Linked DNA regions of Homo sapiens: region 1 is linked to region 2. The links are chromatin loops, found by intact Hi-C in ENCODE. Cell type or tissue: B cell. All regions are shown on one strand. Links, peaks and the distances in the headings refer to the core of each region. The heading gives the core; the rest is flanking DNA.

Evidence for each region. Hi-C counts contacts between places; a loop is a spot of excess contacts. Peaks named below come from ENCODE experiments on the same cell type or tissue, not always from the same donor. Only the 100,000 strongest peaks of a DNase experiment are listed, where the experiment ranks them.
Region 1: a loop joins it to region 2, with 8 times the contacts of the local background. A loop is called at or near these places in 11 of 110 quality-filtered maps.

The regions. Positions count from the first base shown.
Region 1 is chr9:36,847,695-36,863,937 of GRCh38, reverse strand. The region is part of intron 8 of PAX5 (paired box 5); the gene reads left to right. Among named protein-coding and RNA genes, the nearest start is that of MIR4540, 8.5 kb to the left of the region's middle. RefSeq lists enhancers at 11,377-12,576, 15,081-15,920. In B cell, for the core only: a CTCF peak has its summit at 8,296; a DNase peak (open chromatin) is centred at 8,307; H3K27ac peaks cover 3,073 bases.
Region 2 is chr9:36,626,459-36,642,701 of GRCh38, reverse strand. It overlaps MELK (maternal embryonic leucine zipper kinase), which reads right to left. Exons shown (of 18, transcript NM_014791.4): 9 at 12,335-12,403; 10 at 9,502-9,600. Among named protein-coding and RNA genes, the nearest start is that of MELK, 62 kb to the right of the region's middle. In B cell, for the core only: CTCF peaks have their summits at 9,440 and 9,639 (motif pointing left); a DNase peak (open chromatin) is centred at 9,591.

The DNA of each region.
Region 1 (16,243 bases), core at 3,652-11,651, 220 kb before region 2:
GGGGTTTCACCATGTTGGCCAGGCTGGTCTTGAGCTCCTGACCTCCTGATCCGCCCACCTTAGCCTCCCAAAGTACTGGGATTGGAGGCGTGAGCCACTGCGCCCGGCCCCTACTGTGCACTTCTATATGCCAGTCCTGCACTAATTGCCTTTCATTCCCCGACCTGCGTGTTTTTTGCAATGCTCCCATTAGGCTGCTGTTGATGTTATCCCATTTCACAGAGTAGGAAGTGGAGGCATCGGCTTGCACAGAGTAACTTGCCCAAGTGATAGTACCAAGATAGAGCCTAGTAGGCTCACTGGTTCTAGAGCCCTTTTAACAAGAGAAAACACAGGGGCCTGAGAGCTGGAGCCTGCCTCTGCCTGGCAATGTGCCCTAGAGCATGTTCCTGAACTGTGCTGGGCCTCGGCTTCTGCATTGGTGAAAGGCATGATGACATCACCTGACAGATGATTTGTGCCCCTCATAGTACCCGGCACATCACTGACACTAAATAAATGTAAGTTGAGGCCAGGCACAGTGGCTCACACCTGTAATCCCAGCACTCGGGGAGGCCGAGGCGGGAGGCTCGTGTGAGACCAGGAGTTTGAGGCTGCAGTGAGCTATGCTGGTGCCACTGCACTCCAGCCTGGGCGACAGAGTGAGACCCTGTTTCTAAAAAATAAAAGAATAAAATAAATACAGATTGAAAAAAAGAACCCAGGCGGGTCTGTCTTTGAAGATCCATTGGACTTATCCTTACGTTTTTCTCCTGATCTGTGACAGCAGTGTGAAGCAGCTACCGCAGGAGGGAGAGATCATGCAATAGGGTTTGTCTTAAAGTTTCCCCTGGGCTGTCCCCAGGCTGTTTCTCAGCACCTTGTTCCTTCCTTCTCTTGAGCAGATGAAGCCCCACGCCAGGACTTAGGGTTTGGTGGCTGTAGAGCAGGCTGGACCTCAGTCCCCACTTGTCCAGTCAGCCGGTGACTCTGGTGCAATGAACAACCTGCCCTTCCCTGCGTGCCTGCCCTGCCTGCCCCCTTGGTCTGTTTTAAGGGCATCTTATTGGGCCTTTTTAACCTTCAGATAAATGGAGAGGCGAAAGAGACCCTGAGAGTAGGTGGGAGCTCATGAGCCTGAGTTTCTGCCGCATTGGAGGACCACCTGCTCCCAGCATACAGACTGGCACAGGGCAGATGCCCAGTGAACATGTAAGGAGCCACCTTAAAGAACCTGTGGGCCAAGACGGGAAACAGGCACGCAAACCTGGGCAGGGCTGAACCCAAAGCCGCCCACCTACCTGCTTCAGACCAAACGCCCCCAGCCAGGGGTGGCTTCTCTTTCCTATGTTGCTTTTCCTTTCCATCTTCTTTTTGGTTTGTTTATTGGGGGTCATAGCATGATGGATCCACGTGCCAGCCTCTCAAATCGCTGCTGTTGGGCTGTGTGGAACATCTTTTGGAGAGAACATGATCTGCCAACCACAGGATCTGAAGCAGCATGAGGACCTCTCAGGGGCGCATCTATTCCCACCCCAGAACGCGGTGCTGGGGACTTCTGAAATAGGAAGGCCGGACTGCTGCCTGCGAAGTTCATTGCTGCGGGCGGGAGAATTGACCAGGCTCCCCCTTGTGGAGAATCGGGATGCATCGTCCTCCTGCATTCCTGGTGTGTGGCCAGACAGGACTCCGCACCCACACCCCTCCTCAGTTTACCCAGAGCTTCCACACCCATCTTCTCTTAGAATCCTCACCACAACCCCGTAGGGACCCATTTTTATGGCTTTTGTGACAGGCTTAGCGAGAGGTAGAGAGGCCCAAGATCATGCAGAGCCAGGACTAGAATTCAGCATGCTTTCCCTCTACCAGCTGCCTCCACACACCTGGCCCCGCTCCGTGAGTGCCCTTGGCTTTGGCCAGCTGACCCTCTGCTTGCATAGCCACATGGCCTGGCCCTTCCCAGTCTTGTGGCATTAGGATAGAAAGGGCCAGAGGTGTCCACTCAGTGGGAAGGTCAGTCTTACAGTAAATCCTTGCAACAGCCTCTTTCCTGGTCTCCCCATTGCCAGTCATGACCCTTTAGTCTATTCACAACAACGTGGCTGCAGTGAGCCTGTGAAAATTGGAGTCAGGACACGTCCCTCCTGTGCACACTCAGAGTAGAGGCCAAAGTCCTGACCTATCTCCCACTCCCCACTTCCCTCCCTGGCCTTCTCTCCCCTCTCCCCACCCTGGCTTCTCTCCAGCCACATAGGCCTCCTGGCTGTCCTAGCCACACACCTCCCACACTCCTGCCCCAGGGCCTTTGCACTTGCTGTTCCTTCTGCTTAGAGGGCCCTTCCCACAGATATTCATATGGCAAACTCTTGCTACCTTCATTCTTTCTTCAAAAGTCACCTTTTCAGTGGAGTCATCCCCGGTCACTCCATCTAAAATTCCACCTCCTCCCAATATTTCTTATTCTGTCTCCTGCTTCATGTTTTCTCTTTAGCACCCATCATTATCTAGCATGCCGGACGCTTTGTTTTTACTTGTCTGGTTTACTGTTTTGTTTGTACCACTGGAATATAAGCTCCATGAGGGCAGGGACTGTTATCTGCTTTGTTCAGGGCTATATCCTCAGGACCTGGTACCTAGTAGGCCCTCAATCAGTATCTGATAGATGAATGGATGGATGAAATTGCGACTGTCTGCAGTGGGCCTGGTACCTAGTAGGCCCTCACTCAATATCTGATAGATGAATGGATGGATGAAATTGCGACTGTCTGCAGTGGACCTGGTGTCAAGGCAGATGCCACCAGGGCTCCTCAGGACATCTCTGGGCCCCTCCCACTGAGCCCTGCATTTGCCCTCTTAGGTGGTTTCTTCACTTATCTTTCCTTGGCCTCCCAAGATATCTTTCCTCCCCTCCTCTTCCCTCCCCTCCCCTCCTGCTGACTCCCTCCCTGCAGAGCCATCTCTCAGCCAGGTGTGTGGGCTGGTCACAGGGGATACATATGAAAGTGTAAATCTCCTAGAAAAAAATGGGTCTTCATCAGCACAGGACTGCATGGGGCTCCTGCCTTCTGGTCCAGCCTTGGGAGCTGTGAGGGTCATCCTAATTCAGCTCCCTCCATGGAATGGCCCTGTCAAGCTCACTGAGTCATGGTGGCGGCTGCCTTGTGGCCTGCCTGGAGTCTCCCATAGAAGCCAGCCCTTCTCAGTGGTTAGCTTATGGTGGCTGCCTGCTTAGAAGCCAGTCTCCTTAGGGGCCCCATTTCAGAGGCCGTGGGAACTGGACACCAGCATGCCTCTGAGGACGCTAGCGAAACTCTTTAACAAGGATCAGTGCTTCTCAAGCTTTATTGCACCCAAATCATCAGGGATCATCTCAGAGAGCAGATTCTGCTTCATAGAGTTGAGGGTGGGTGCAGGAGGCTTGTCCTCTAACATGCTGCACACTGAGTACCGAGTCCCTGCCCCCTGTCTCTCAAACTTGCTGTACATTGGCGTCACCTTGGAAGTTTCGACAAATATTACCATCTGCCTCCCCCCGCTTACTCCGAGCTCCCTGTGAACTAGTATGAGATATGGCCTGGTCATCTGGATTTTTAAAGCTTCCCAGATGATTTTTTTTTCTTTTTTGAGACAGTCTTGCTCTGTCACCCAGGCTGGAGTGCAGTGGTGCAATCTTGGCTCACTGCAACTTCTGCCTCCTGGGTTCAAGTGATTCTCCTCCCTCAGCCTCCTGAGTAGCTGGGATTACAGGCATGTGCCACCACGCCCGGCTAATTTTTCTATTTTTAGTAGAGATAGGATTTCACCATGTTGGTCAGGCTGGTCTCGAACTCCTGACCTCGTGATCTACCCGCCTCAGCCTCCCAGAATGCTGGAATTACAGGTGTGAGCCACTATGCCCGGCCCCCAGATGATTTTTTTTTTTTTGAGACAGAGCCTCACTCTGTCACCCAGGCTTGAGTGCAGTGGCGTGATCTCAGCTAACTGCAAGCTCCACCTCCCGGGTTCACACCATTCTCCTGCCTCAGCCTCCTGAGTAGCTGGGACTACAGGTGCCCACCACCATGCCTGGCTAATTTTTTTGTATTTTTAGTAGAGGTGGGGTTTCACCGTGTTAGCCAGGATGGTCTCGATCTCCTGACCTCGTGATCCACCTACCTCGGCCTCCCAAAGTGCTGGGATTACAGGTGTGAACCACTACACCCAGCCCCAGATGATTCTTAATGTGCAGCAAGGCTTGACAGCCACTGGCCTGGGTCACTGCATTATTCCTGCCCGCCTCCACCTCCCCTCAGGGCAGCTTTGCTGTAGGAGAGCAGTAAAACTTACAGGAATTTGCGGACACAGTGAGGAAGGGTGAGGAGCCGGGGAGGGAGGAGGGGGCACATCCCACTCTCAGTCAGCCTTGGGAGAGAGAACCCCAAAGGAATGAATGTCGGGTGCAGACGCTGAAGGAGAGGGGCCACTGAGACCCTGAGGCTGGCAGGGGGAGGGAGGGAGAGGCCCTGGGAGCTTTTTCAGCCAGAGGAGTGACCAGGAGAGCCGAAGCAGCTGGGTGGTCCAGCCTGGGTCTTTGGCTTCTTCCTTGACCCTGACTCTGTTAGGAGAAATAACTCTCCCTTCCCTACTTCAGCCCGGCCCGGCTTTCATACCTGTACAAACACACTGGCCCCAGCCTCCCAGGGTTGCAAGTAATTTATGTGCGCGCCTGCCCCTCCCGCAGACTGTGGGCTCTCCGTGGGCAGGGACCGTGTCTGATTCATCTCCGCCTCTTCCAGCCCCAGGCCTGGCTTGCCGGGGGCAGGAAGGGTGTGCAGAATTGAGCGCGCTCCTCGGGGTGCAGGGGAAATCGGGGCCTCTGTGCTGCTGAGTTCTCAGCACACAGTGAACCCCGAGCGTCCTGGTAGTAATTGTGGAGGTAAATCTTGTCTGGTCTCCTCGCAGACACTTGGTGAGGCATTCCATAAATATGTCAGCAGAAGCATTAAAATTTGATGGCAGGCAGCGCAGGTCGGGACTAGCACTGCGACTTCCCAGCAAGGTATGACACCTTCACCCTCCGTCTCATTAGTCAGCGGCGGGACATTCAGGCCTCAGCGCTGAGCCCAGCAGAGCCAGGGGAGGTGATTTCTTCCAAGGAGGACCCCTGGCTGCTCTGAGGGACAGGCCAAGGTCTGGGCCGCAGGAAAGTAAGTCAGCTTTGGGCTGAGCGAAGGAGTTCCTGAAGGCCTTGGGAATGTGCCAGGAGGTTTGAGGGTCTCCAAGCTGGAGGGGGCTGGGCCATTTTTGGAGGCTGGGAGCCAGTAATAGAGGCTGGGGGCTGGTTTTAGCTTTCCAGTCAGTCTTGTGGAAATTATCTATTTGCCCAAACACAGAAAAAGCCTCATAGAACATTTTTAAAAGGTATGGGATTGGATTCATAATTTTAACAAGCAAAGAGTCATTTGGGCAGAAACTGGGGGGAGGAAAACTATTCCTTAGTGGCAGAAAGACTGGAAACCAATCTTGTCTGTTTCCCACCCTGCCATTGTCCATTTGGGGAAACTGAGGCTAAGTGAACCTGGAAGGGATGGGTAGAGACGGAAGATCAGGGACTTGGACTCCTAGTTTGAGGCTTTCCTTACAATCAAGAATTTTAGGCATTTGTTGAAATATGAGAAAAACATCCTGAAATATAATTTTGCTCAAAAAAAAGTCCCAATGTATCTGTTTTTGCAATAGACACACAAAGCATGTGCTGTGTGCCAAGGATTGAGCTAAGTATCAAATAGCTCCTCACATTTGTATAATACTTTTCAATTCACAAAGGACTTTGAAATGCATCAATATTTAGTCCTCTGAGTGTTGTAATTACCATACTGCAAATTAGGAACTCAGACTCAGAGATTCAGGAGACTTCTTCGAGGCTGCCCAGCTAAGTGGCTGCTGGGCTTTGGCCAGGACTGACTGGCTGCACACCCAGGGGCTTTCCACCACCTCCCAGTTACCAACATGGAGTGGCAGCCACTCCTGCCCTCAATGCCTGTGCAGAAAATCAGCGCTCCCCTTTCTACAATTATTTACAAAAACCATGACGTGGTTCAGAGCTGTCAGGAGCCTTGGGTTTATCGGCCAGTATCCTACATTCTCAGCTGCCTTGTTGGGGAGTTGAAAGCAAGGACAGTCGTGTCTTTGTGGCCCATTCCATGTCAGCACCGTGTGCGTCCTGCTTACTGGCCTCTTTCTTGAAAGAAAGTGAGGACTCCCTTCCCTGGGGACAGAGGCAGTACACTTTGACTCAACAATGCAGCCTGGGCTGGCAGGTGATGGGACAGATTTCGGTACCCACTAAATGACAACATTTGAATGTCCTCAAGCCCACATTGCAGCCACTTCTTACAGGAAGCTTTCCTGGATACCCTAGCTAGTATGAAGTTCCATTTCTACTCTGCTTCTGAATCCATCTTGCCTTTTGCTGGCACCCGAATGTCTAGTTTTGGGTCTAAGAATCCCCTTTAATGCAGGCAGTTCCCTGAGGATTGAAGCCTAGGCGCATTTCACTGAGTATGCCTTACTGGGGGCCTAGCTCTGAGCTCTGAATGGAGTAGGACCACAGTGGATGCTGAATTAAATGGAGTTACCAAAATACACAGCATCACCAGTATAGGAGTCTAAAAGTGAAACATAGTCCCCAAGTCAAAGCTTAAGATAAGTTTTCCCCAAATTTAGTATAGGAGGACAGTGAAGAACTTTAGAAACTTGGGGAGAGATGTTACTTTCTACCATGCCCTACCTTTTAAATCATTCATTCCAACTCTGAAGTTGCTCCAGGTAGACCCATGGGAAGTGTGTATGACTGCCTGAACAAACCCAGTTGAGGCTAGACACACGAGAACCTAGTGAGTTTATTTGACACTTATCATGAATACATGAGTTGGATTTTCCTGGGAATGTAGTTCAATGTTATTCCTACTCAACTCTGCAGAACCTGGGGCCAAGTGGGTTAGGCCCTGGGATGGGGGCTTCTGGCAACATTCTAGACGTTCAAAGAGACTCTTCGGGTTTCCAGGCCAAGCATCTGCCAGTGGCCAAATGGATGCAGAGAAAAGGTGCTAAGGACAAAACCTAGAGCCTTCCTATCTTTGTAATCCGGCTTCAGTCTGGTACTGCTCTTTTTTTGCTTCTCCCTTTAGAAAATTTGTGTATTTTCAAGGTCAGGAGATCAAGACCATCCTGGCTAACATGGTGAAACCCCATCTCTGCTAAAAATACAAAAAATTAGCCAGGTGTGGAGGCGTGAACCCGTAGTCCCAGCTGCTGAGGAGGCTGAGGCAGGAGAATGGCGTGAACCTGGGAGGCAGAGCTTGCAGTGAGCCGAGATTGCACCACTGCACTCCAGCCTGGGCGACAGGGCGAGACTCCGCCTAAAAAAAAAAAGAGGAAAAAAGAAAGACGAAAATTTGTGTCTCTTTATTTTAGCTTGTACTTTTGCACTCTTTTGAAGTGAGCCGAACTGAGTGCTGTCATTATGTGGCAGGGGAGGCCTACTGAGGCCTGCAGGTGGGAGCTAAGCCGCTCAGGAGAGCACCAGTGTCCCTTTTCACTCATGGGACCTGCACGGTGGTTTCTGCAGTAAACACAGCCCACTTCTCTTTGTGTGTTTTATTCCCTTTCTCTGCCTTGCTGTCTCCATGTTTCTAGCAAAGATCGGGACTGGTGTTTCACTAATTCTTTCCAGCATGGATTTCACGACCTTTTCTGTTCTGACTCTGAAAGGGGCTGGCTCAAGGAACATCTGCTGGGCACACTTAGTGCTCACTCAGTCTGCATTGGTATTGTGGGCAAGCCCTGTGCTGGGGGTGGGGCTGCAGGGACCTGTCAGTCACAGATGGTCAGCCTTGGTTCCTGCCATTGAGGAGAAGCCAGACCCAACAGCAGGGGAAACAAGACAGGGTCACAGACAGCCCTGAATCTGTGTGCCCTGGGACATGGGCAGTGATAGACCCAGGGCTGGGGACTCAGGGACCAGTGGGGGACTGCTCTCAGCTGGGATGATTAATCCAGAAAGCCTTCCTGGAGGAGGTGGTATTTGAGCTGGGTCTTGACAAATAGGAGAATTGGACATGAGGAAGGGAAGGAAGGTGGTGTTTGGGATGAAGGAAACAGCATGAGAGATGGAAACGGCCCCGTGGAGTAGGTGTGCAGAACAACTGGTGGTGTGGTTGGCCTGGAATATGGCTTGTGGCGGGTAGGGGTGGAGTGGAGGATGTGGGCAGTGGGAGGTGTGGCTGAGAAGCTCCATGGGAACCAGCCCCTGAAGGGCCTTGACCGCCACCAGGCGGCGTCTGGGGTGTTGATCTTCACAAAGTGCTACCTGTGGGCACTCCCAGCACAGGGCACTGCAGTACCCCCCTCCCCACCTCACGCATGCACACAAATCAGGTGTTATCTTGCACCCTAGTGAGGCTTCAGGGGGGTCATTTGTACATGCCCATTGTTTGCTTAGATGAGGGCAGGACAGGACAGAATTTTGGAATAGGACCACAGCAGCAGAATGGATTAAACTTGGACCAGTGTTGTTCAAAATGTGCCATGGCATAGCCAGGGATCTCAAATGGAAATGCCTGCAGGGGCCAGGCAGGTTACAGAAAGAAAGGTCAGCCTTGGAGGCAAGTACAACAGATCTAGATAGATGGAAGTCCTGTGGCTACTGATACTTGCCCCTTTCAAACACCAGGAGCCGATCAATTGTTTCCTCCTGGCCCCATGTGTCTCGAGGCCCCCAGCTCTTGCCTGTGATGGATGGCCAGCTGGTGGAGTCGGACCTGTGCCCTGTGGCAGAGGCACCGTGATGCCGCAGTGGAGTTTGTTTCCACTGAATTCCCTAGAGGATCCTTGGATTTGGGTTTTTGTAGTTGTAGACAACAGGAAGGGGACACAACAGCCTCTTCTTTACAGAGGATCACACTGAGGCCCAGAAAGGCCACTTGGCCACCGCACAGCTGGCAGGTGGCAGAGTCCTGGCCTCCACGCCAGGCTCCCTGGGGCTCACCCAGGCCTGCCGTCCAGCTGTGGGGTCCGCGGCTCTCGGGAGAAACAGAAGTGAGACACATTGTGCATTCTGCCCCTCATGCTCACCCTCTCTCTCGGTTTTTCTCTTCCCTCTGTTTTTCTGAAGGCCCTCGTGGCTGGCCTGAGCTGGTGGGAGAGAGGTTTTTCCCAGCAATGGATCGATGCACGGCTGTCGGGGCCGACAGGCTGACCTTTACTGAGCTCAGGTTTTCATCTCCCTGTTGGGAGCCCAGGAAGGTCTTGCTGTGGAGAGAGGAACGGTGAGAAGCCTTGGCCTGCGAGGGGGAGAGGCTTGGCGTGGGTGCAGTGAAGACAGCTTCTGAGAGCTGAAAGCCCTTGGAGGTCACTTATTTCAATTTCTTCCAAACACACCACTTTTACAGATGAGAAAACTGAGACTTGGTGAGAAATGACTTGTCCAAGGTCACTCTAAGAGGCTTTGACACAGCTCCAGAATCCAGTGTGTGTGTATGTGTGTGTGTACACATCCAACATACATACATCTGTATATTATAAATATTATACATATTATTACGTATACATACACAGATACATTATATGCATGTGTACGTGTATATCGGGAGTGTCTATACATGTGTATTATGAAAGCCTGGCTGTGGCTACGTGTGATGCCGTGCCTGCGCTCACTCTGGTCGTCAACAGTTTGGTCCCGCAACATCCCGGGTAGCCGCCGATCCCTGAGCCACCAGGCATTTCATGCAGTTCTGCAAAGCCATGGAGAGGAGCTGAAGAAACCTCATGGTCCTTTTCAAATCGTTTCTTCCTCCTCCTCCTCTGCAAAGATTTTCTCTAAGCCCAGTTTGAATCCTTCAGAAACAGAACTTGGCTGCGAAGTCACTTTGAAAGACTTTCCATATGTTAATTGCAGCCGGCCAAGGTCTGGAGCAGAGGTGGGAGCCCACCATCTGCAGACGGGGTCGGCCCCCAGTGCGCTCTGCAAATCCCCGTCATCTGGCAGGTGTCGTTTTGGGTTAATTAAGAGCTATACTGAGCCCGTTTACCTGTCACTTCTGAGAATTTTAGGAAACTTTGACTTTCTTGCCATCTCTGAGCTTTGAGCGAAGGGGAAGCTGAAAACACCTCTGAATCTGGTGATGTTTCTGCCTCTGGGATCTCCAGGACAGCTGCATTAAGTGCATCTTATCATAACCCCTTTTTAAACTTTTTATTTTAATCAGTGTTCTCTAGTTAGTGCATTGGTTTTTACAGTCACGTCTTCTATATTGGAAGACAGTACTGTTTGGGGGAAACCCACCATTTGTCTGAAATTTCTTAAGGCTCTGCTTTCTCTCTGTGTCTTTGAGGAAACAGCATACATTCCTCTAGCTTTGTTCTGTGTAATGGCTTTGGAGAAACTTTGAATTTGCAGGTCAGGGGCTCTTTCACCCATTGGGGTTTGGGGCTGTCAGTGCTAACCTCAGAGCTCTATGTTCATGGAGGGATGACTCAGTTACATCCCCAGATAGCTGGGTTCTCGGTTGGTCAATAGGCCCCCTTCTTCAGTATGAGAGAATTTTCTCTCTGTGCTGTTGACAATGTTCTATTAATATATCTTGGTAGGGGTTTGGGTCACACAGATCTATGCATTTGTCAAAACACAGCAATAGCACATTTAAGATTTGTGTGTTTCATTATGTGTAAATTTTGTATCCAAAGAAAAAACTAGTAAACAAGTAATGAACTTCAGTTAATTGTATGCATGCTGAAGTACTTAGGGGAAAGTGTACTGATGTTTGCATTTACTTGGAAATGAAATACACATTAAGGTGAAAGAAAGGCTAGAGGGATGAAGATCGATATGACAAGCAAGCATAAGAAAACATTGATGGTAGAATTAGGAGGTGGCTACATAGGTGTTCACTATAACATTCTTTCAACTTTGCTGTATGCTTGAAAAGTTTCAAATACATCAGGGGTGAAGAAGGATGTGATGAGAAGATTTCCCTTTCCTCTGCTGGCCCAGCTCAACGAGGTGTTCCTTGGGATGGTGGGATCCCTGGGGTCTGGGAATATAGGCCAGGGTCCCAGGCCCTGCTCTGTTCCTGACTGGCTAGAAGACCCTGGGGATGGAAAGGTTGAGGGAACGTATCTCTAAAGTTCATCCCAGGCCTGATCATCTGTGACTATGAGTGATGGCACAGGTTGGTAAGTTTCAACATAAGATGAATTTGTTGCGTGAAGGGAGGAAGAAGTGCATTGCTCGGGGTTAGGCAGAATGCCGGGAGGGACTGTCAGCCTTGAGATGCCCAGTGGGAAGCCACGTTCCTTCTGCCCCAGCCCGGGCTCCTCTGCTCCGCGTCCTCCTCACCAGGGTTATTGTGAGGGTGAGGTGCCATGGCCTCGGAGCTGCTCCTTGACTGCCAGCGTTCTGTTTCTAGTCTCGCCGTCATTTTTTTCCTCCGAAGGCTACCTTCCAGACAGTTCCCACGCAGCCCTCCCCTCCTGTCTACCTGGCCTCTGAGGGACTGCATGTGCTGGGCCTCTGCCAAGTCCCTTCTCCTTTCTGAGACTCAGTTTCCCAATCTGCGACACAAGGGCATGTTGAGTATGTGGATCTCACCAATCCCTTCCGGTTCTGTCACTTCCACAGCTCTGTATTTCTTTCTGTCACTGGGTTTCCTCTTCCCACCTGCCCAGGATCAAAGGGTGAAGGGGCAGGGGGAGGAGCTGGGATCAGAGGGCTTGGGTGGGGGCAGAATTTCTGAGTTTGTTCTCTCTCAATGAGAGAAGGTACCTAGTCCCCACCACACAGGGGTTTGCAAAGAGCATCTGCAAACGTGAAGTCATTTGATCTTCTCCATAAGCTTAACAAGTAGGGATTTTCCTTCCCTCCATTTTATAGATGAAGAAACTGAGACTCAACAGGTGAATGCATGTACCCAAAGCCACACAGCTTGGAAGAGGAAGAGCCGGCCTGGAGCTTGGGTCTGTGTGACTTCAAAGGCCATTTTCTGTCTTCTCCTCCAATGTGGGCAGCTCTGGGCAACAGCAGAGAGCAGAGCACACCTTGGGTGTGGCCTGGAGCATGGCCTAGAAGGGGACCAGCCCTCTGTTCTTAATTCTGTCAACAGCAGCTAGAGAAGGGGGATCAGAGAAGGGGGATCAGCCCGGATGCCCTGGAATCCCATCGTGGGCCATCTGCCTGCCCCTCCTCCCTGCCTTTGCTCATGCAGTTGCCTCCTCTGGCCCCACCATGCCTTTCTCTGATTCCAATAATCCCAACAGCTGGCCAGCATCACCTGGCACTTTGAAATCAAGGTAAAATTGATTCAAACCCTCATTTGCCACCTAGTGGGAAAATCCTATGTTCTCCTTAAGATTTCTGCCCCATTTCCAGGTGGAGGCTCACTTTCCCATGCTCACCTCAGGCTCAGGCTTCTCGGGACATTCTTCAGCCACTTTCTTTCATCTCAATCCCGCTGGCTCCTTCCTCTGATTTCCATGTGGGGAGAAAACACCAACCCGGCCATCCAAGGCATTTGAGTGTGAGTGAGCAGAAATGGCAGAGGTAGATTAAACACCCAACAGACAACTGAAAATGGGAACTTGGGCACCCCACTTCTTCAATGTTCTTCTACCCCCAGCCCCACCGAAAGCTATCAAATTACGTTTAGGGCCTCAGTTAGTTTTCAGAGGAGGCTCTTTCTTCTTCCATCTCCACCCAACATCCCCAGTCCCCTTGGCCTGGGGAAAAGGTAGTTTTGTTCTTCCAGTAACATTCTTTCACTTACTTCTTGCCAATCCTATGATGTAGGTGCTTTTATTTTGCCCATATTCAAGATGAGGAGGCTCTGCCTGGAAGGTTCAATCGCTTGCCCAAGGCCACAAAACCAGTGAGCAGATGGCCTGATGGCAGAGCGTGCTTTCAGCCCCGCCGCAGGAATGCCTGTGTCCACCACATGCCCACCTGCCTTCTGCCCCCACAGCACCATTTTGGGGCCCAGTTTACAGTGCCAACTGCAGGCCCAGTCCCATGAGGCTTTGGGTCCAGTCCTGTTTTCTCCCCGGGACTGCTTGCTCCTGGGGGAATGCCGATGGAGAAGTTGGAGGCACGTGTTTTGTTGTTGAAAGAGTTCTTAGGGGTTTCCATGTGACCAACTCCAGAGAGCGCCAGGAACCACCTCTGAGAATGGCCATGTGCTGTGTGTCTCCCAGAGGCGGGTCTCACTGCCCACTGAGGGACAGCCACTCCGATGTAAGCTGGCACCTACCAGAACTCACAGCAGCTTTTCTATGAATACGTAAAGAAAAGTTTCCCAATTCCAGGGGTTAGTATTTTTGAGAGATGCCAAAAGTGTGGGTCAGTTAGAAGGAGGCGAAGGGCCCGTGGTGTCCCTTGTGCTGGGCACGGTCATCTGAAAGGGGTTCATTGTGGGAACTTTGTCTTGGGCCTGTTGGCTGCACCTCCGGAGGCCGCAACAAAAGACAGAAGCAGGGGCTTTCATTTCCTTCCCCAAGAATGTCCTTCCTGCACATGAGGAACATCATTTTGTGCCTAAGGATGCCACTGCTGTGTCATCTCCCAGGTCCAGTCCCTCTTGCTTAGACTGTGGCCACAGCCACCTGGAGGGGCCCCCTGACTGCAAGCTGTCCTCCTCCAGCCTGTCCTCCAGATTCTGGCACTCACCAGTCTGAAGCCTTGGCTGATCCCAGCCCTAATGAGAGAAAAGCATTACACTCTTGCCCCACGCCTGCTCTGCCCTGCAGCTGCCTCTGCGGGGCCTCACGGAAGACCTGGCCATGCAGGGGCCACGTTCTGCCCAGCCCCACTGCCGGGCCTTTGCTTGTGCCTGGAATGCCCGCCTCTCTCTGCCATCAAAGTCCTACCCACCCTTCAAGTCCTGGTTCACGTGGTCGCTTCCACTCCCAGAAAGTGTTCCCAGGCCTTCTCTGGACTGTTGACTAAGGACCTAGCTTCTCCGGATCTCATGGGGTGAGGGCTCCCTACACTCAGACAGCTTCTTGTGTGGCACTTCAGATAATCAGACACCATCCCAGAGTCCCCAGCAGGTGGCTGAACCAGCCTCTAGGTCAGCCTCACGACCCGTACATGGTCAAACGCCCCTTACCCAGAGCGTATTGCTCTCATAGGGCAGGGGCCCCATGTTGGGGGTGCCCACCACACTACCACTCTTAGCACACCAGGCAAGCCAGTCCCTGGTAGGCTCATTTCTCCCACCAAGGGGCAGGATGGTGTGGTGGGCAATGGAATAGGAGAAATTGGTTTGGATCCTGGCACATAGCAGGTGTCCAACACACCCCTGGCTGTGGGTGCTAATAACGGAGGCCGTGAGAGCTGTCGCCTGAGTTAGAGAGTCTGCTCTGGAAGCGTGTGCCTGGTTGACCTAGGAGTCTCATTCGTTCATTCATTCATTCAACAAATAATTATTCCTGCCTACTAGAGGCCAGGCCCTGTGCTAGAGGTTGGGATCAACACGTGAACAGACAAAACTCCCTGCCCCCATGGAGCTTACATCCTAGTGGAAGAGGCAGATTATAATAAGATAAGCAGGATAAACAAGACAGGTTGGATTGTGATCAGCTCTATGGAGAAAAAAAAGCAGGAAAGAGAGATGGGGTGGAAGGAACTTCCCTTTTAAACACAGTGATCAGGGAAGGCTTCCCCATGCTACAGAGAGCTGGTGAGCAACCAGGAATTGTTCAGACACTCATTGTCTGCTGTGGACTGGGCACCAAGCTGGGGTGAGGGTGGCACACAGGTGCAGAGAGGAATCCAACGGACCTGCAGGGCCAAGCATGCCCACGTACAACGGATTCCCCTGCAGGTCAGGGCAAAGCCAGTGCTGCAGAACCACACGGGAGACTGGGATCGGAAGAGGAGGGGTGGGAGAGGGGCTTCCCAGAGGAAAAGGTAGCCAAGGACCTCTACATTCACCACTGTAAGGCTAGAAAGGTGGGGACAGGGTAGAGGATGGTGGGTGACACTGACTTAGGCACATCCTATGAAGGAATTGGGAGCTGTTTATGGCCCTTTGCAGGAGCCAAAGCCAATCTGGGGATGGATAATATGTCCACAATGAACTAACTCCAGCCAGATGGACCTGAGACTTGCACTTTGTGGGGCTGGAGATCTGGGAGGCTTCCTGGAAGAAGTGGCCTTGAAGCTGGGCCAGGCAGCAGAGGCGACGCTAAACAAAGATGCAGAGGTGGCCTCTGCCACAGTAGCCCAATGCCCTGGGCTCGGCATTGTCAAGAAGTGCCTCTGATAGGGCAGGTCCACGGGTGCTCAGAGTCCCGAGGGGAGGGCGCTGTCCCTGTTCTCCAGGCTGCGCTGTGTCTCTACTCCCCCACCTGAGGAGGAGGAGGCTCCGTGGTGCTGATGGATATGCCGGAGCCGGGCGGCTGCAGCCCACTGTCATCGGGCTCTCCCTCTGCATGCCAGAACCTGACACCCTGACCACTGAGGCATAAAAAACAGAGAATTGGAAGGCTCAGCCTGTCAGGCTGGGAGTGGCCCCCAGAGAGGCCCGAGGAGGAGCGCGAGCATGTGTGTGTGTGTGTGTGTGTGTGTGTGTGTGGACACGCTCTGCCTGTGGTTGTGAGGTGCGGGGGAAGCCAGCTAGACCTAGGAGGTGGGAGTGGCTGGCCCCTCAGTCCTGCCTCATTATTCCTGCCCCACCTGGCAGATCCCCAGGGGCCCACCTCTAGGCTTGGGTTGTAGGAGAGAGAGCAGGCTCTTGGTCCCGGGTTCTGGCTGGCCCGTTCTGGAATCTCTCACCCTTCGGCCCTTTGTAAGCATCCTTGTAGGGGATCGTGGAGGCAGGCTTGGGCCACGAGTGGGCTCATGGGGCTATGTAACTCCTGTCACCTCCAGTAGGGAAGGGCTCCCATGCTCTGTACCCAGCAGCAGCCAGCTTTCCATGCCCTGTTCCAGGGCCTCTACTGAATACAGTCTGCCGGGTACTGGGCACCTGGCGATGAGTCCAGGCTGAAGCCTACTCTTTGGGATCCCCTATAGCCATGGGGGAAGACAGGCAGGCCCTGCCAGCTACAAGACCAAGGCAGCAAGGTGGTAAGGGACAGAATTGTGAACTCTCCTCCTAGTGACCTGGCCAGTAGTAAAGAGGCTCTCCTGGGACGGGCACCCAGAGCCCAGGGAAGTGCCAGAGGCAGGTATTACTGCTCCATGAGCACCTGGCCTGAGTGAACCATGTTCGGGTCCCACCATGCCCCA
Region 2 (16,243 bases), core at 5,113-13,112:
ATTCTAGCATTTTGGGAGGCTGGGGCGGGCAGATCACCTGAGGTCAGGAGTTTGAGACTGGCCTGGCCAGCATGGTGAAACCCCATCTCTACTAAAAATACAAAAATTAGCCAGGCATGGTGGCGAGCATCTGTAATCCCAGCCACTTGGGAGGCTGTGGCACAAGAATCACTTGAACCCAGGAGGCGGAGGCTGCAGTGAGCTGACACTGTGCCACTGCACTCCAGCCTGGGCAACAGAGCGAGACTCTGTCTCAAAAAAAAAAAAAAAAAAAAAAAAAAAAGTTCTGTTGTACAGCCCAGGGACTGTATACTCCCCTTCCCTACCACAAGACCTGCATTGGTATTTTCATCAAAGAGCAGCCACCTAGGCATCTAAAATCAGTGGCTATACAACAGACTGGTAAAAGAGTGATTCAAACTTGTAGAGCACAGGGTACCTCAGGTTATGTTTATGTTTAGCACAATTCAAGGAGCCTTTACGATGGTGCCATAGATGCCACACGATCGTTATTTTGCTGGACCACAACTTTAAAAAAGAATATAAGTAAGAGCCTCTATACAAAATTCATTTTGCTTAAGGACAGAAATTATCCAAATAATCCCTACATGATGGTACCTCACTAAAGGTAGGGCTGGAAATGGGTTCTCAGAACCAAGCAAGGATCACTGAGAACAAAAAGGCAGGAATCAGGAATAGCCTGGCCTGGACCTGGAAGGGAGCTCAGAAGATTACACAGGAAGAGAAGCAGAGGAATACAACTTTAAAGTTCATCTTTCCAACATAACTCTCTTAGGCCAGGTGCGGTGGCTCACGCCTGTAATCCCAGCACTTTGGGAGGCCGAGGTGGGTGGATCATCTTAGGTTGGGAGTTGGAGACCAGCCTGACCAACATGGAGAAACCCCGTCTCTACTAAAAATACAAAATTAGCCAGGCGTGGTGGTGCATGCCTGTAATCCCAGCTACTCAGGAGGCTGAGGCAGGAGAATCGCTTGAACACAGGAGGCGGAGGTTGTGGGGAGCTGAGATCAAGCCATTGCACTCCAGGCTGGGCAACAACAGTGAAACTCCATCTCCAAAAAAAAAAAAAAAAAAAAATCTCTCTTTATGGCAGCCCGAGTGAGGGATGCTTTATGTTCTGCTTAAAGGCCTCCTCTCCAGGGTACACAGAACAGCTGGAATGGTTAGCATCTCCCTCCTGCTGCCTGAGGTCTGTCTCCCTGTGATCTCTGTCCACTGGGAATTGGTACAAACTGATGGCTAACAGGCTTGGGAATTAGACAGACCTTAGTTTTAATTGCAACAGGACTTAATAACCATGCGGCCTTGAACATGACCACACCTCTGAGTCTCAGTTTCATCATCTGCTAGAGAGAGATGGTATGTGCCCTGCAATATATGCAACATAGAGCAAGCGCCTAGTACAACATCTCAACAGAGTAGGCCCTCAAAAACTGGTTATTTTCACCAACAGTCATAATTCTATTTCCTCTGTGCTAAAAGAGCCTTTCAGAAATTTGCGTATTCCTATTATAAGCAACCTTTCCTCTGCAAGTCTTCCGTTTTCTAGTTCCGCCAACCTCCACTTTAATGATTAACTCCCCTTACTATTCTGGCCCTTTCTTTAGATCACACTCCAGGTTGATACTACACATCAAAGTGAAGTATTCAGAACCAAACATAACAAGAAAGAGAGGTCTGCCCAGCACAAGGCAGGGCAATATCATGAGCTTCCCTTGTTTTGAACATCACACTTGTAACAACAAGCTCAAGAGAAAGGCTGCCATCATGAAAAGAAACAGTAAAGACAAATTTTTCCCCTCAATTCATACGCTGAAACCTAATCACTAGTGTAATAGTATTAGGAGGTTGGGTCTTTGGGAGGTGAGTAGGTCACAAGTGGGCTCTGCCCTCATAAATGGGGTTATTACACTTATAAAAGAGGCCCCAGGCCAAAGTACAATGGCTCATGCCTGTAATCCCAGGGCTTTGGGAAGCTAAGGTGGGAGGATCACTTGAAGCCAGGAGTTGGAGACTGGCCTGGGCAATACAGCAAGACTCCATTACTACAAAAAAATATTCAAAAATTAGCCAGGTGCGATGGCTCACATGCGTAGTCCTAGCTACTCAGGAGGCTGAGGTGGGAGGATCACTTGAGCCCAAGAGTTCAAGGTTACAGTGAGGTATGATCAAGCCACTGCACTCCAGCCCAGGTAAAAGAATGAGACCCTATCTCTTTAAAAAAGAAAAAGAAACAGAAAAGAAAAGAAAGAAAAGAGGCTCCAGAGGCCTTTCCCCTTTCTCCCGTTCCACCACGTGAGGACACAGCAAGAAAGAGCCATTCTATGAACCAGAAAGTGGGCCCTCATCAAACACCAAATCTGCTGGTGCCTTGATCTTTTTTTTCTTTATTTTTACTCTCCAGAACTCTAGCTCTATGATGCCTTGATCTTGAACTTCCCAACCTCCAGAACTGCAAGAAATAAATTTCTGTTCTCTCTAAGCCACTCAATTTATGGTATTTTGTCACAGCAGCTCAAACAGACTGAGAGAGCCTTGCATTATTGACTGGTATAAGCACAACCTCATGGGTTACAAAGTAGAGACCACAAAGGTTTATACTAGTGGTACTGTTAAAGTCCAAAGTGCTAAGAATAAGTTTTCATTGTGCTGCTTTGACTATGACCGCTCCTAGAACTGTAGATTTCCCCTCAAGATGGTCTCAACCTCAGAAGCCTAGACACCTTAATACCTGGTATCCTCTTGTTGATGTCAACACTGCTCAAGCAAGAAAATAAATTTTTGAGGTTCCCTCCATCATCTTAAGTGTAAAAAAAAAATATTTTTTTAACTGTAAAAGAACCCCTCTCTCCCGCAGCCTCCTGCCTGTACCTTTACCACAAGGCATATGTGTGAGAAAGGCAGGAGATGGAAGAAGGAGGTTCTACTATCTCTGCTGGGCTCCTGAACTGGAAACAATGAAATGAGTGTGGTAGAAAAGATACCAAGGGTCTAAAAAACATGATTAATCTCAAGCTGTGTCTTCCAAAGAGGATCAATACTTAAAGCGCTCTGAATCCTCAGCCACACATACTCAAATTAAGTACAAAACTGCATACCAAAAGCTAGCCAATTATTTTGGATTATCTGTGCCTACTACATTTCCTGTTCGCCAGGGCAGAAAATGAAACTGACTATAATTTCTATTTGATGCAATACTTGGGTACCAGAACTATGTATGAAAATGGTAGGAGGCGATCATGCGTAGAGTTACAGAACAGACAGCATCTATACCTTAAATATTCAAGGAAATCTGAATTTTTTTTAATAGTTCACTCTTGATGAAACACAACACTGAAAGAGAAAAGCAAATCCTTTAAAAAGCAACAACAATTCATTATGCCTCTCCTGTATATAATTCATTTGATCCTGTAACAGCTCTGCAAGGCAGGCAAAAGAGATTAATGATACAACATGTAAAGTTACTCTATAAATGGCAAAACATGACCCAAACATACACAGATTGACATTAGAATACCCATATTAGAGGTGATAAAATGAAGACTCAGAAAAGTTACTGTGATCTGCCTAAGACTGGCATTTTTCATTCCTAGCCCCAGGTTTTCCTACCATAACACAATGCCACCTCTCCATCACTCTGCTCCAGTAGCTACTTCAACAGACACCAGATAAGCAATGCTCGCCACAAAGGCTGCAAATACACAGGACGTGGGCCCTGAGCTTGAATCAGCTAGCCTATCAGATCCATTCCATTCCAGAACCCTTCGGTGTGCGTTTAAATCCTGGTTCTACACTTACTCGTTGTTTGACCATGGGCAAGTTACTTAATGATTCTGTGTCTCAGTTGCCTCATCTGCAAAAAGGGGCAATAATAGTACCTTCTTCGGAGGATTGGCGTACAGATTAAATGGATTAAAGGAGTTAACACAACATAAAGCCCATAGGATAGTGCCTGACTCTTAAAGGTACTATCCTAACAGTTCTACCTATATTTTACCACAGTATAATATACAGAGAGCCCTTACTAAAATAGTACACTATTCTACTCTACGTGCTCAGTAAATAGTAGCAATTATTAAATTAAGATGTAAGGGAGGCTGGGCATGGTGGCTCACATCTGTAACACCAGAACTTTGGGAGGCTGAGGTCGGCCGATCACCTGAGGTCGGGAGTTAAAGACCAGCCTGACCAACATGGATAAACCCCGTCTCTACTAAAAATACAAAATTAGCTGGGCGTGGTGGCGCATGCCTGTAATCCCAGCTACTCGGAAGGCTAAGGCAGGAAAATCGCTTGAACCCAGGAGGAAGAGGCTGCGGTGAGCCGAGATCACACCACTGCACTCCAGCCTGGGCAACAAGAACGAAACTCCATTTCAAAAAAACAAACAAAAAAAAGATGTAAGGGAAACTGTATACTCTTTTGGAACACTCATAACTTTATATATTTTACTTTATACTGTGTCCCAAATAAAAAAAAACTCTTGGGGTTGTAGAAAGCAGAGACTTTCTTCATTTTGGCATCTAACACAAACAGTAATGTATTCTATCCTATTAGGATCATGGCTGAGAAGATGTGCAAAGCCCTCCGCACATGGAGAAATGATGACCCCCAATGGCTGAACACAGGCATTTGCACCACCCACTCTCTCCACCTCACAAGGGGCACATCACAGCTTCCCTGGTTCTGCTGCTACACTGCTCAGACACTTGCACATTCTGCTTTTCTTAGGATCTTGGTGTGGTTGCTGTTAGAATTATGTTATATTTGCTCAATAGATATTAAAGATGTCATGTAGGGCTGGGGGAATTTAGATAACAGAAGTTTTAGGAGTTGACAGTCATAGGAGAATCAGGAGTGATTTCAGCTCAGGCCACATGGCCCATTAATAGTGGGCAGAACAGTGAGAAAGGGCTTGGAGCAAGTATAGTCTATCTTTCCAAGACGAGCTGGCTACTGGGAAGGATATTTACATTGGTGTGATTATTCCAGAAAGCAAATACCCCACAGCTCTACCAATTCTATGCTGTGGCATATCTGAGACACACCTCTAAGCTGTTGTGTTGATTCATGCACATGTCCTAGTCCACTGCAAAAGTTTTGGTGACATATCAGAGAATATCCCCAATTATCTGGAAACACTATTAAAATACTTCTATTTTTTCTAATTACATATCTGTGTGAGGCTGTATTTTCTTCATTTGTTTCAATCAAAACGATGTTATCAAAACAGGCTGAATGCAGAAGCACATGAGTTGTCTTCTAATAAGACAGACTTCAAAGAAATTGGCAAAGATGTAAAGCAATGCCACTCTTCTCACTACATTTATATCTTAAATAGTTGCTTTTCATTTTTCCGTTCCCTTATCTATAAATAGGGAATAAGAATTGTACAACCTTGAAAGATACACCTTCCATAGTGGCTCTGGGCTTTGTCACATGGCTTGCTTTGGCCAGTGGAACATTAGTAAGTACAATGCAAGCAGAAGCTTGAAAAATGCTAGAGCACTAGGGCTTATCCTCTTTCTTCTTTTGAAATCTAGTTGCTGGCCGGGTGCAGTGGCTCATGCCTGTAATCCCAGCACTTTGGGAGGCCGAGGCAGGCGGATAACAAGGTCAGGAGATCGAGACCATCCTGGCTACCATGGTGAAACCCCGTCTCTACCAAAAACACAAAAAATTAGCCGGGTGGTGGCAGGCACCTGTAGTCCCAGCTACTCGGGAGGCCGAGGGAGGGGAATGGCATGAACCCGGGAGGCAGAGCTTGCAGTGAGCAGAGATCGTGCCACTGCTCCAGCCTGGGTGACAGAGTGAGACTCGGTAAGAAAGACAAGAAAGACAAGAAAGACAAGAAAGACAGAAAGAAAGAAAGACAGAAAGAAAGAAAGACAGACAGAAAGAAAGAAAGAAAGAAAGAAAGAAAGAAAGAAAGAAAGAAAGAAAGAAAGAAATCCAGTTGCTACATAAAAAAGTCCAGGTTAGCCTGATGGACACATGTGGCCCAGGAAACAGCCAGTCTTTCTAGTGAGGCTTGGACCATTCAGCCCAGTTACAAGATGACTGTAGCCACGACCCCAGGTAAGGCCTACATAAGAACAGCCCAGCTGAACCCAGCCCAAATATCTGGTCCACAGAACTGTAAATTATTACTGTTTTTTTTTAATTAATTTATTTTTTGAGGCGGAGTTTCGCTCATGTTGCCCAGGCTGGAGTGCAATGGCGCAATCTTGGCTCACTGCAACCTCCGCCTCCCAGGTTCAAGTGATTCTCCTGCCTCAGCCTCCCGAGTAGTTGGGATTACAGGCATGCACCACCACGCCCAGCTGATTTTGTATTTTTACTAGAAACGGGTTTCTCCATGTTGGTCAGGCTGGTCTCAAACTCCCAACCTCAGGTGATCCACCTGCCTCGGCCTCCCAAAGTGCTAGGATTACAGGCGTGAGCCACCGTGCCCAGCCAAATTATTGTTTTAAGCCACTAAATTTCAGGGTAGTTTTTAATGCAGCAATAACTAATACACAAAATATCCAAGTCCTATAGTAATATCCACATTTTTACCAAGTGGCCATTTGTTTGAAAAAAAGCATTTTTAAGGCCAGGCACAGTGGCTCACGCCTGTAATCCCAGCACTTTGAGAGGCCAGGGCAGGCAGGTCAGGAGTTCAAGACCAGCCTGGCCAACACAGTGAAACCCCGTCTCTACTAAAAATATAAAAATTAGCCAGGCATGGTGGCACATGCCTGTAGTCCCAGCTACTCGGGAGTCTGAGGCAAGAGAATCACTTGAACCCAGGAGGCGGAGGTTGTGGTGAGCTGAGACTGCGCCATTGCACTCCAGCCTGGGCATCAGAGCGAGACTCCATCTCAAAAAAAAAAAAAAAAGCATTTTTTAAAAACAATGTAGAAATAGTATTTTTTAAATTGTTTAAACTTAAATAACACTTGGTGTTGTTTATGTTTTTTTACATATACGCATATTAGACCAGTTCTCAAAGCACGGTCTGCAGATGCCTGAGAGTCTCCAAGGTCAAACTATTTTTATAATAATATTATTTTTCATTTTTCAAAGTGTTGACATTTGTATGGATGGTACAAATGCAGTGATAAAATTGCTGGCAGCTAGGTGCAGTGGCTCATGCCTGTAATCTCAGCATTTTGGGAGGCCAAGGCAGGCGGACCACCTGAGGTCAGGAGTTCAAGACCAGCCTGGCCAACATGGTGAAATCCCATCTCTACTAAAAATACAAAAATTAGCCAAACGTTGTAGCAGGCGGCTGTAATCCCAACTAATCGGGTGGCTGAGGCAGGAGAATTGCTTGAAACTGGGAGGCGGAGGTTGTAGTCAGCCAAGATCGTGCCATTGCACTCCCGTCTGGGCGATAATAGCGAGATTCCCACTCAAAAAAAAAAAAATTAAAATTAAATAAATAAATTGCTGGCACCTTAGTATGAATCAATGCAGTGGCACCAAACTGTACTAAAATATTGTATTCTTTGTCATATACCCATAGTTCGAAAAGAAGCCAGTTTCAATTAAGAATTTCCTTGATAAACCAGTAAAATATATTAATTTTATTACATTTCTGAGTACGTTTTTAATACTCTGTGTGACTAAATAGGAAGTAGCATAATGTACTTCTACAATACCAAAGTTTGATAGCTGTCTCGAGGAAAAGCACCTGTATGACTGAATTATGAGCTCAATTAGCCATTTTTTTCTTTTTCTTTTTCTTTTGAGATGGAGTCTCACTCTCCTCCCGGGTTCAAGCTATTCTCCTGCCTCAGCCTCCTGAGTAGCTGGGATTACAGGTGTGTGCCACCACGCCCAGCTAATTTTTGTATTTTTAGTAGAGACAGAGTTTCACCATATTGGTCAGGCTGGTCTCGAACTCCTGACCTCATAATCTACCCGCCTGGGATCCCAAAGTGCTGGGATTACAGATGTGAGCCACTGCACCCAGCCTCTTTTCTTTTTGAAACAGAGTCTCGCTCTGTCACCCAAGGCTGGAGTGCGGTGGCGCTCTTAGCTCACTGCAACCTCTGCCTCCCGAGTTCAAGCAATTCTTCTGCCTCAGCCTCCTGAGAACCTGGGATTATAGGCACTACCATGCCAGCTAATTTTTTGCATTTTTAGTAAAGATGGGGTTTTACCATGTTGGCCAGGCTGGTCTGGAACTCCTGACCTCAAGTAATACGCCTGCCTCAGCCTCCCAAAGTGCTGGGATTACAGGTGTGAGCCACCGTGCCTGGCCTAATTAGCCATTTTTTTCAAAGAACACCATTTTGATGAGAAAGAACACGGACTAACTATAGTTATTTAGACTTAAATGTTCAGCAGACATTTTCTCAAAAATGAACCAAGGGAATTTGTCAGTTCAAGGAGAATGACATATTTGTTGTCAATGATAGAATTTTAGCTTTTAAGCAAAAATTAGAATTTAGAAAACTTTTATTTGCCACCATGATCTTGAGTGCTTTCCAATAGTTAAAGACTTTTCTACTGAGATCAGTAGTGATTTTAAGGAATGTGATTTAATGTTGTATAACGAAATGTGTTAACGTTTGGAAGATTTGCATAACTCAGCAAACCAGTGTTTTCCAAATAACCAATGCATCATGTTATGTGAGGAAAAGATCCAATGGACAGAACAATGGATTTTATGGAATACAGTACAAAATTTCATTGATATGGCTTCAGATTCCACATGCAATTACCCTTTAAGAAACTACCATTTGTCAAGTTTTAATGGGCTATCAGAAACTGTCTGAATGGCTATTAGAATTTTTCTTCCTTTTCCTATTGCATATCTGTGTGAGGCTGCATTTTATTCCTTGGCTTCAATCAAAACAACCTATCAAAACAGACTGAACACAGAAGCAGGTGGCTATACAGGTGTCTTCTATTAAGCCAGACTTTAAAGAAATTTGCAAAGTTGTAAAACAATGTCATTCTTTTTGCTAAATTTATTTTGTAAATGGTTATTCTTCATAAAAATATTTGTGTTAATATGCAATAGTTTTATCATATTAGTTTTTAATGAATAAATAAATATTAAGAGTATAAAGGGATCCTCAAACTAAAAAGTTTGAGAACTACTGTACCCTCATAACTTCTCTGGGAAGTAGAACTGGTTTAACCTACTTTTTACAGATGAATAAATAGGTTCTGCAAAGTTAAGTAACTTGTCCAAGATTCCCAGAGCACTGTGACTGACTGCACATGAGAAACACCTGGGAGCTTTTAAAAACTCCCATTAAGTGTTCTGGGATGGGGAGCAGGCATTTCTTTTTAAGGTCCCAGGTAATTCTCATTTGCAGATGGGGTTAAGGAACCACTGTCCATTAGGTTACAAGTCTCCCAAACACCAATCTGATTAATATATTTTCTTGTATATTTAGACCACATCATTGTAGGTTCTGAATTCACCCAAAGACCACACAAAGTCAAAAAAAAATTCTACTGGATTTCATTTTACTTACAGGATTCTTGCTTTGCCACTCAACAGGATAGTTGTAATCTTGCATGATCCAGGGATGGTTCAATAGATTTTTCATAGAAATCCGTTTCTTTGGGTCCACCTAGTGGCCATTAAAAAGTAGCTAGAGATTAACATTTCAAATAGAGAACATAGAACACCTTTCCTCCTGAAAACTAAAAATGCATCAGAACAGATGTAAACTTTATCATCACAAAAATGCTGTCAAAGACTTTAAAATGGCCTTGGAAGAAATTCTTTTAAAAAGGCAACAGAGGCAAGAAAACTATAGCAACCAACACAGGCTTAGAAGATAAATGTTTAACAAACATGAACTTCATTGGTATGGACATTATTCGTGAAGTTCAATCTATTGTATGATGTAATAGTCTTTTGCTGGAAAACCTATTCACGGGAAATATTCACCAATTAAACATTCAAGCAGCCACAATGCAGGGCATTCATACTGAATATGCAATCTCTACCTCCAATGAGCTTACAATCACACAGAACAAGTTGAAAAGCACACCTTTCCATTTGTAATTTTCAAATGTAAGGAGAGAAAAATTAATCAACAAAGATTAACGTTATTTTGGAGTCTAGAAGAAAGAGTAAGGCATTTTCAATCTCATTACGGAGATTTGGTGGTCTGGCCCTACTTAATCAAGGTGAGTGAGCCTGAGGTAAATTTTGAATAAAAGATGGAGATGACTTAATAGATGAAAAAACCAGAAGATATTCTGAATACATAATGAAAAAAAAATTGCACTAAGAAGATACTCATATTTTCAAAGTGTTTCCTATCAATCTCATTTTGTCCTTATAACACTACATAGCAGTGAGGCCAGGCTCAGAACCCCCATTTTATAGATCAGATTAGGTGATACATTGATTAATTGGTAGAGTGCTTACCTAGGCTTCAGCACTCCTATCTTTCACCCTCAGAGGCTCATTCCAATAAATCTGTGGTTCTCAAAGTGTGGCCCCAAGACCTGCAGCATCAGCATCTTCTGGGAGCTTGTTAGAAATGCAAAATTTCAGTCCTGCCTCAGATCTATTGAATTACACACTCTGGGGCTGGAGGCCAGCAATCTGTATTTTAACAAGCCCGGGGTAATTTTGATATCTGCTGAAGTTTGAGAACCACTGCACTAGGTAACAGGGCCCATTCAATAGTACATCAACTCATTCAAGTATTTATTCAGTATCTACTAACATACTTAATGAGCAAGAGTTGGGAAAAGGCGGGATGCCGTGGCTCATACCTGTAATCCCAGCACTTTGGGAGATCAAGACAGGCAGAACGCTTGAGCTCAGGAGTTCGAAACCAGCCTGGGCAACGTAGCGAAACCCCATCTCTACAAAAAATACAGTTTGCTGAAAGTAATTATAAGGAATGAAGTGATAAATAAAATTTAAAAACAACCAAAAAAAAAAGAAAACTAAAGAAAGAACACAAAAAATTAGTCAGGTGTGGTGGTGTATACCAGTGGTCCCAGTTACTTGGGAGGCTGAAGTAGAACTAACACTTGAGCCTGGGGGTCAAGGCTGTAGTGGGCCAAGATCATATGACTGCACTCCAGCCTGGGCGACAGAGTAAAACCCTGTCTATAAAATTTTTTTTTAAAAAAAGAGGCCAGGCTGGGTGCGGTGGCTCACACCTGTAATCCCAGTACTTTGGGAGGCCAAGGCGGGTGGATCACCTGAGGTCAGAAGTTCAAGACCAGCCTGGACAACATGGTGAAACCCCATCTCTACTAAAAGTACAAAAATTGGCCAGGAATGGTGGCACATGCCTGTAATCCCAGCTACTTGGGAGGCTGAGGCACGAGAACCACTTGAACCTGGGAACCCAGGAAGCGGAGGTTGTGGTGAGCCAAGATCGCACCGTTGCACTCCAGCCTGAGCAACAAAGCAAAACTCTGTCTCAAAAAAACAAAAGCCAGTGGCTCACACCTGTAATCCCAGCACTTTGGATTTTGAGAGGTCGAGGCAGGCAGAAAACGTGAGGTCAGGAGTTCGAGACCAGCCTGGCTAACATAGTGAAACCTCGTCTCTACTAAAAATACAAAAACTAGCCAGGCATAGTGGCACACGCCTGTAGTACTAGCTACTCAGGAGGCTGAGGCAGGAGAATTACTTGAACCTGGGAGGCAAAGGTTGCAGTGAGCCAAGATCACGCCACTGCACTCCAGCCTGGGCAACAGAGGGAGACTCCATCTAAATAAAAAAAAAAAAAAAAAAGAGCTGGGGCCAGGTGTAGAGGCTCACGCCTATAATCCCAGCACTTTGGAAGGCTGAGGCAGGCAGATACCTTGAGGTCAGGAGTTCGAGACCAGCCTGGCCAACATGGGAAAACTCTGTCTCTACTAAAAATACAAAAATTAGCCAGGCATGGTGGTTCACACCTGTAATCCCACCTACTCGGAAGGCAGAAGCAGAAAAAGCACTTGAACCCAGAAGGCGAAGGTTGCAGTGAGCCAAGATCACGCCACTGCACTCCAACCTGAGGGTCTTCTAAGGAGTGAGACTCTATCTCCATCAATCAATCAATCAATCAATAATTTTGGAATAAAAGAGAGTGGAACAAGAACTAGTTAGAGAAAACAGAAAATTCGCAAAGTAAGAAAAACCATACCAGCTATAACATATGGTAGGTGTCTAAAATAAACTAGGTTTACAACATAATTAAGAAAGGATCTAATAGAGGATATTTTCAAGGTAGATATGAGTGGGATTTTTTTCAAGCTAATAGGAAATGATGTAGCACCACAGATATCTTAAAAGTTGAACCAAACAATTACAATAGACTTCTATTATTTAAAAATAAAGTTTACCTGCAGCATTTGTTGAAGAAGCAGAATGCTACTGGGAGAGAGCCACTTGGGAACATCATATTTTCCTCTCTACAAAAACAAAGCATTTAAGAGATTCAGGTTCAATCAGCCTTGACACAAATTCCTTAGGTAATAACATGCTGGAGGTTTACTTTTAAGCTTGAAGACTTCACCCAACTACAATACTTGGTAAACATTATTAACTAAAAAAAATCAATTTCTTGGCTGGGCGTGGTGGCTCACACCTGAAGTCCCAGCACTTTGGGAGGTCAAAGCGGGCAGATCACCTGAGATCAGGAGTTCAAGACCAGCCTGGCCAACGTGGTGAAACACTGTCTCTACTAAAAATACAAAAATTAGTCAGTCGTGGTGGCAGGCACCTGTAATCCCAGCTACTCAGGAGGCTGAGGCAGGAGAATCACTTGAACCCAGGAGACGGAGGTTGCAGTGAGCCGAGATCGTGCCACTGCACTCCAACCTGGGTGACAGAGCGAGACTCCATCACAAAAAAAAAAAAAAAAAAACAATTTCTTGCCTTAAAGAAAAAATCGGGCATATTAAATACTATCATTGCCTCTAAATTATCCACATATCAGAGAAGGGCTAGAGCACAAAGAACATAACAGTAGAAAACAAAAATGTCATACAGCTTTGGAATCTGTAGTATTAAATGGACAGTAAGTATACACTGTAGTCTATTTTTATACTGCTGAAACAATTATTAGTTTATAATTTCAGAGCAATTATCAGTTGACAAAATGAAGCAGCAGAAAAGCATATTTGGTGACAGTACATAGGCTATGGTTAAAAACAGGTCATCCACAAAACAGAATTCACAATCTTTGAGGAAAACTAGTGAAAGCCACTTTCTAAGGTAAATACCTCTTTTAGGACTAAAAGAGACTAAGAAGGCAAATGTATACAACCTAGTATACTCAGAAATTATGGCCACCAAGTCATCAAAGAAAAGATCAGGGACTTGGCTAAATGCTAATACATGATAGAATATCTCTTTACACACTTACCACACACATCCTCTTTCCCAATTCAGAGGAAGCAATACAACAGTTTCTCACAGCAGAAATCACATTGTTTAATGATGCTAAGATAACAGGTTAATTATTTGAGAGAAATTGATTGAACTGTAATTCATAGAACATACCAAAATTAATTCCACCCAGATTAAATGAAAATACAAAACCAGGCTGGGCGTGGTGGCTCACACCTGTAATCCCAGCACTTTGGGAGGCCAAGGCAGGTGGATCACGAGGTCAGGAGTTCAAGACCATCCTGGCTGACACAGGGAAACCTTGTTTCTACTAAAAATACAAAAATTAGCTGGGCATGGTGGCGGGCACCTGTAGTCCCACCTACTAGGGAGGCTGAGGCAGGAGAACTGCTTGAACTCAGGAGGCGGAGGTTGCGGTGAGCCCAGATCGTGTCACTGCAGCACTCTAGCCTGGGCGACAGAACGAGACTCCGTCTCAAAAAAAAAAAAAAAAAAGAAAATACAAAACCATAAGAGTACTTAAAGAAAGTATGAGTGATTATTTTTAGAATCTTTCTAGACATGACAGCAAAGCCAACAACTATAAAGAGTAATATATGACAAAATTAACGTTTGATATTTCTGTATAACAAAACATCATTGGCCGGATGTGGTGGCTCACGCCTGTAATCCCAGCACTTTGGGAGGCTGAGGCAGGTGGATCACGAGGTCAAGAGATCAAGACCATCCTGGCCAACATGGTGAAACCCCGTCTCTACTAAAAATACAAAAATTAGCCGGGCGTGGTGGCACGCACCTGTAGTCCCAGCTACTCGGGAGGCTGAGGCAGGAGAATTGCTTGAATCCGGGAGGTGGAGGTCGCAGTGAGCTGAGATTACGCCACTGCACTCCAGCCTGCCAATACAGCAAGATTCCGTCTCAAAAAAAAAAAATTCATTAACAAAGTTAACAACAAATTGAGAAAAAGCCTTTTCCAAAGGTCACAGGCAACTGTCACTGACTACTGCTGACTCCCAGAGAGCTGGCTAGAGTATCTAAAACCCCTCCTTCCCAGGGATAGGCATGGAGCCCAGGCAGCAGTGAGCCTTCAGGTTGGGGTCCAGTTGGCCATACATGAGGCTTGGTAGGGAGAAATAAATTCAAGGCTTCATTGCTACAATTCAAAAACAAACTCTGAGCCAGGCACAGTGGCTCATGCCTGTAATCCCAGCACTTTGGAAGGCCGAGGTCAGGAGTTTGAGACCAGCCTGACCAACATGGTGAAACCCCGTCTCTACTAAATACAAAATATTAGCCAGGCGTGGTGGCGCATGTCTGTAATCCCACCTACTCAGGAGGCTGAGGCAGAAAAATCACTTGAACCCGGGAGGTGGAGGTTGCAGTGAGCCAAGATTGTGCCATAGTACTCCAGCCTGGGCAACAAGAGTGAAACTCCGTCTCAAAAACAAAACAAACAAAAAAGACTTTGTCAGTTTCTGTCTCTGGCAAGTGTTAAGGTGCCCTGGCAAGGGATAAATAAGAATGGGCTCTCAGGCTGGGCACAGTGGCTCACGCCTGTAATCCCAGCACTTTGGGAGGCTGAGATGGGCGGATCACCTGAGGTCGGAAGTTTGAGACCAGCCTGACCAATGTGGAGAAACCCCGTCTCTACTAAAAATACAAAATTAGCCAGGTGTGGTGGCGGGCACTTATAATTCCCAGCTACTCAGGAGGCTGAGGCAGGAGAATCACTGGAACCAGAGAGGCAGAGGTTGCAGTGAGCCGAGATCGCGCCATTGCACTCCAGCCTGGGCAACAAGAGCAAAACTCTTGTCTCCAAAAAAAAAAAAAAAAAGAGAGAGAGAGAGAATGGGTTCTCTGGGTAATACTGAGTGCTTTCGATAAAGGGAATAAAAATGTAATAATATTAAAAGTCATTTGTAAAATGAAAGCTACTGTTCTTCCTAGGAAACACTTGTAGGTCAGTCCATCTACTCTCATCAGAGAGGCTGATTTTTGACCCTTTCTTTTTAGATTCATTGTTTGACAATGCTTCTCTGGGACTTTCATTACTTCTTTAACATAATTGAAAGCCAGCCTGCCATAACATCTTAGGACTCTGAGTGATCCATACCTGTCTGTTTTCCACTTCACCTTTAAGGTGGACTGATTCTGTAAGAATTATATCCTAGACAGTTCATAAGAACAGAGAACCCCAATGCTGGTACAAGTCAATGGCTTCCTCACCTATCTGCCTCCATCCTTCTAGCCGCATTCATTTACAGTTGGCGTGTGTGTGTGTGTGTGTGTGTGTGTGTGTGTGTGTTTGCGCTTGTGCTTGTCCTTGTCTTCTTTGTGTTCCCAGACTAAACTGAGGGTCAGGCTGCTACTTCTTTTCTTTTTTTTTTTTTTTTTCTTCTTGAGATGGAGTTTCACTCTTGTTGCCCAGGCTGGAATGCAATGAGTGATCTTGGCTCACTGCAGCCTCTGCCTCCCGGGTTCAAGCAATTCTCCTGCCTCAGCCTGCAGAGTAGCTGGGATTACGGGTGCCTGCCACCACCCCCAGCTAATTTTTTGTATTTTTAGTAGAGATAGGGTTTCACCATGTTGGTCAGGCTGATCTCGAACTACTGACCTCAGGTGATCCGCCCGCCTCAGCCTCCCAAAGTGCTGGGATTACAGCCGTGAGCCACCATGCCCGGCCTCTTGGGCTGCTATTTCTTGAGGCCCAATAACAAGATATAGATGAACTGGGGAGGAAGAGTTTTTATTTCTGTAACCAGCCACAGGGAAAAGGCCTGGAAATTATCACCAGACCAACTCAAAATTACAAAGTTCTCCAGAGCCTATACACCTTCTAAGCTATATGTCTACGTGTAAGTGTGCATTTATCTAAAAACGTAAGTGACTAACTTCTTTTA